Regions from separate parts of the Homo sapiens genome. Here region 2 is linked to region 1. Evidence: read pairs that join two places in POLR2A ChIA-PET (ENCODE). Cell type or tissue: MCF 10A. All regions are shown on one strand.

Evidence for each region. Peaks named below come from ENCODE experiments on the same cell type or tissue, not always from the same donor. Only the 100,000 strongest peaks of a DNase experiment are listed, where the experiment ranks them.
Region 2: POLR2A ChIA-PET joins it to region 1 with 11 read pairs; 3 of 35 experiments call an interaction of 5 or more read pairs at or near these places.

What each region holds. Positions count from the first base shown.
Region 1 is chr13:76,968,783-76,971,282 of GRCh38, reverse strand. The region is part of intron 1 of LOC105370269 (a long non-coding RNA gene); the gene reads left to right. Among named protein-coding and RNA genes, the nearest start is that of ACOD1, 22 kb to the right of the region's middle. In MCF 10A, no CTCF peak of the experiment used is centred here; a DNase peak (open chromatin) is centred at 1,072.
Region 2 is chr13:76,916,606-76,919,105 of GRCh38, reverse strand. No RefSeq gene overlaps it. Among named protein-coding and RNA genes, the nearest start is that of ACOD1, 31 kb to the left of the region's middle. RefSeq lists enhancers at 586-1,785, 1,250-1,921. In MCF 10A, no CTCF peak of the experiment used is centred here; a DNase peak (open chromatin) is centred at 1,265.

The DNA.
Region 1 (2,500 bases):
TTAGAAGAAATTGTTCAGGTAAAAATAGTTTAGCTCCTACCAGATGAATTACATACTCTTTCACTTGATGGTAGGTACTTTAATTGTGATCTTGACTCATAAGTAAGTAGCAATTATACTGACATACATGGTTTCTAAAAAAGTACATTTTTTATTTTTTAGAGTCAGAAGCAACACTATCATGCCATGCTTCTGAAAGATGGGCATTGGGCTGTTTTAAAGTTTTTATTGAACCTCCAGGTTGGCTCCTTCATAGGTGCCAGCTGTAACTGGGGTTGGTTGACTTGTTTGTAATAACTGCACAAAAAGGATAACTTTTTAAATGAGATGGTAATATCGGAATGTTGAATTCTGCATTTACAACTGCGCTGGAAGACTAAACTAATTTTAGTTATTTCTTGGAAGGTGTTTATTTTGTTCTTTTTATTTTTTATGTTTTTGAGACGGAGTTTTGCTCTTGTTGCCCAGGCTGGAGTGCAATGGTGTGATCTCGGCTCACCGCAACCTCCACCTCCCGGTTCCAACTGATTCTCCTGCCTCAGTCTCCCAAGTAGCTGGGATTATGGGCATGTGCCACCAAGCCCAGCTAATTTTGGATTTTTAGTAGAGACAGGGTTTCTCTATGTTGGTCAGGCTGGTCTCAAACTCCCGACCTCAGATGAGCCACCCGCCTCTGCCTCCCAAAGTGCTGGGATTACAGACGTGAGCCACCGTGCCTGGCCTGTTCTGTTCTTTATGATTCCAATAAAACTATGACCCCCCCCCACCTCCTTTTTTTGAGACAGGGTCTTGCTGTGTTGCCCAGGCTGGAATGCAGTGGTGAGATCTCAGCTCACTGCAACCTCTGCCTCCCAGTCTCTAATGATCCTCCCACCTCAGCCTCCCAAGTAAGCTAGGGTTACAGGTGTACGCCACCATGCTTGGCTAATTTTTTACTTTTTTGTAGAAACAGCTTCTCCCTATATTGCCTAAGCTGTTTTTGAACACCTGGGCTCAAGCAGTCCTCCTGCCACGGCCTCCCAAAGTGCTGGGATTACAGGCATGAGTCACCATTCCCAGCTGAGCCATGAAGCTTTAAGAAAGTTACCATGTATCATAAATTCTTTTGATGTGCCACACAGCTGCAAACTACTGGGCACCCAGGGTTTAAGCAAGAGCCTGAGTAGTTGCCTATGACATACTCACCTGCTTTGAATGTCTTGAATTATTACTTTCTGTGAACTATTACGGTGCTATTTTTTTTTATGGTCAGAGAACAGAGGATGAGTAATTTTACTAATGAATAATTTTTTTAAATAAGCGAAGTATTGCAGGTAGATCTTTTGTTGGGAGAAGAGATTGCACACACATGTACATACTTGCACAACTCTGCTGGAATGAAAAGCAGCACATTTTGTCATGACTTTGCCCCTTTGCCCCCTACCTTGATTCCCTATAGCTTTGCTCTGTGCAGGGAAGTCTTGCTAGAATCGACAAGGAAGCTACCTTTGTATGGTACCACTGGTCTTTTGCAGTCATAGGTTATATCATGGCCCAGAAAGAACTGGAAGCTTTTAATTCCATTAAAGGGAGGCTCACATTCTTTGGACTCTTCTAGTCCCTGAACCTAACTCAGCACCAGAAGCTTACATTCCTACCAGGGGAGGAACAAAGCAAGCAGAGGCTGCCCAGAACAGGCACAGAGCACTTTCCTCATCTTATTCAATTATTTTGCTTGTTGTCTCTCTACCCATAATAGATCGTAAGCTCATGAGAACAGGAGGTTTTGCCTATTTTGTCCATTGCTCTATTACCTGCACTGAGAATATCCCCTGGCAGATAGTAAGCCCTCAATACACACGTGTTAAATTGAATGAAAGCCCATTATTTACCCAGTATCCCCCAAAGAGTTTCCTTTACACAAGCTATCACAGTACTTAACGGTGGTCCCTGGGGCCTATCACACGGGAGTTCTCTGAGTGTGATGTTTTTTAGATAAAACCTTCCAAGCGAAGTTGTTATAAAATATAATTTATAAACATTCCTTTAAAACTCACATGTTCTCATTATAAGCAGCTGGCTTAAAATAATCACAGATCTTCATTAGAGAAATGCAAATCAAAACCACAATGAGATACCATCTCACACCAGTCAGAATGGCTATTACTAAAAAGTCAATAAATAACAGATGCCAGCGAGGTTGTGGAGAAAAAGGAACGCTTATACACTGTTGGTGTGAATTAGTTCAAACATTGTGGAAGACAGTGTGGTGATTCCTCAAAGACCTAAAGACAAATATACCATTTGACTCAGCAATCTCATTACTGGGTATATACCCAAAGGAATATAAATCATTCTATTATAAAGACATATGCATATGTACGTTCATTGCAATACTACTCACAATGCAAAGACATGGAATCAACCTAAATGCCCATCAATGATAGACTAGATAAAGAAAATGTGGTACATATACACTATGGAATACTGTGCAGCCATAAAGAGAATGAGAGCTTTTTTG
Region 2 (2,500 bases), 52 kb after region 1:
ATAATCCCAGACTTCTTGGAGGCTTTGTTCATATTTTCTTATTCTTTTTTCTTTGTCTTTGTTGGAATGGGTTAATTTGAAGACCTTGTCTTCAAGCTCTGAATTTCTTTTACTTGTTCAATTCTATTACTGAGACTTTCCAGAGCACTTTGCATTTCTAAAAGTGTGTCCAAACTTTCCTGAATTTTTTACTGTATTTTCTTTAAGCAGTCTATTTCCTTGAACATTTCTTCCTTCACTTCTGGTACCATATTTTGTATTGCCTTGCATTGGGCTTCACCTTCTCTGGTCCCTCCCTAATTAGCTTAATAACTATCCTCCTGAATTCTTTTTCAGGTAAATCAGGGATTTTTTTCTTGGTTTGGATCCATTGCTGGTGAACTAGTGTGATTTTTGGGGGGGTGTTGAAGAGCCTTGTTTTGTCATATTACCAGGGTTGGTTTTCTGGTTCCTTCTCATTTGGGTAGGCTCTGTCAGAAGGAAGGTCTAGCACTGAAGGCTGTTGTTCATATTCTTTTGTCCCATAGGATGTTCCCTTGATGTAGTACTCTCCGCCTTTTCCTATGGATGTGGCTTCCAGTGAGCTGAACTGCAGTGATTGTTGTCTCTCTTCTGGGTCTAGCCACCCAGCAAGTCTACCTGGCTCTGGGCTGGTACTGGGGGTTGTCTGCACAGACTCCCATGATGTGAACTGTCTATGGATCTCTCAGCCATGGATACCAACACCTGTTCCTGTGGAGGTGGTAGGGAGTACAATGGACTCTGTGAGTGTTCTTAGCTTTGGTGGTTTAATGCTCTATTTTTGTGCTGGTTGGCCTCCTGCTAGGAGGTGGTGCTTTCCAGACAGCATCAGCTGTGGTATTACGGGGAAGAACCGGCAGTGGACGGGGCCCTAGAACTTCCAAGATTATATGCCTTTTGTCTTCGGCTACCAGAGTGGGTAGGGAAGGACCATCAGGTGGGGGCAGGGCTAGGCATGTCTGAGCTCAGACTCTCCTTGGGTGGGTCTTGCTGCGGCTGCTGTGGCGGATGGGAGTGAGAGTCCCAGGTCACTGGAGTTGTGTACGTGGGAGGATTATGGCTGCCTCTGCTGAGTCATGCAGGTTGTCAGGGAAGTGGGGGAAAGCCGGCAGTCACAGGCCTCACCCAGCTCCCATGCAAACCGAAGGGCTGGTCTCACTCCCTGCGTGTCCCTTATCAGCCCCCAGACTGTTTCCAGGCAGAGAGCAATACCAGCTTGAAAACCTGCCCCAGGCTACTCGCCTCCTAGTTGCGAAATAAAAGGTCTGGATTTTTCCCAGGCCTGTAGAGTCTGCATACTGGATTTGCACCCTCCCCCTGGTTCTGGCCAGGAGGCTTCTCACCCTGTTCAAATTGTTACTAAGTTCAGCTAGAGATTTGCTTCTTCCTGTGTAGTTTTACCCCCTGCTCCTCTCCCGCTGGATCCCTGAGGTGCCAGGCAGGAGTAGCCTGCTAAGGCACCCAGCAAGCTCCCAGGGCCTTTCTGCTGCTTCCTCTACCCCTGTATTTCACTTGGCTCTCCACATTGACTCAGCTCCAGATAAAGTCAGAAACTTCTCCCACAAACAGACCTTCAGCTTTTCCAGTGGGGGTGTGTGTTTAGGAGAGGAGGGTCTCCCTTTCCCAACTTCCACAGTTGGGGCACTCACAGTTTTGAGGGTTCACCTGGGTCCTACAGGAGCAGTCTCCTTTCTTTAGAGGGTCTGTGGAATTGCTCTTGGAATTGCTGTCTCTTGCTATTTCTGTCACATCTGCAGTTACTTCTTACACTGAAGTCTGGAACCTCTCCAAGTCATCCATGAGCATTGGAATCAACTTCTTCCAGACTCCTATTCATGTTGATATTTTGATCTCCTCCCATGAGTCATGAATGTTCTTAATGGCATCTAGAATAGTGAATCCTTTCCAGAAGGGTTTCAATTTACTTTGCCCAGATCCGTCAGAGAAATCAATATCTATGGCAGCAATAACCATATGAAATGTATTTCTTAAATAATAAGACTCGAAAGTTAAAAATTTGTCCTTGATCCTTGGGCTGCAGAACAGATGTTATATTAACAGGCATGAAAAGAACATTAATTTCCTTATATGTCTGCATCGGCACTCTTAAGTGATCAGGTGCATTGTCTCTGAGCAGTAATATTTTGAAAGTAATCTTTTTCTGAACACTGGGTCTCAACAGTGGTCTTAAAACATTCAGTAAACCATGCTGTACACAGGTGCTGTCATCCAGGCTCTGTTCCATTTATAGAGCACAGGTAGAGTAGATTTAGCGCCATTCTTAAAGGCTCTAGATTTTCAGAATGGTCAATGTGCGTTGACTTCAACTTCAAGTCAAGCTGCATTAGCCCCTAACAGGAGGCTCTGCCTGTTCTTTGAAGCTTTGGAGCCAGGCATTTACTTCTCTTCTCTAGCTGTGAAAGTCCTAGGTGGTACCTTCTTCCAATAAAATAAGGGATGCCTGTAGTTGTCTTCAGTT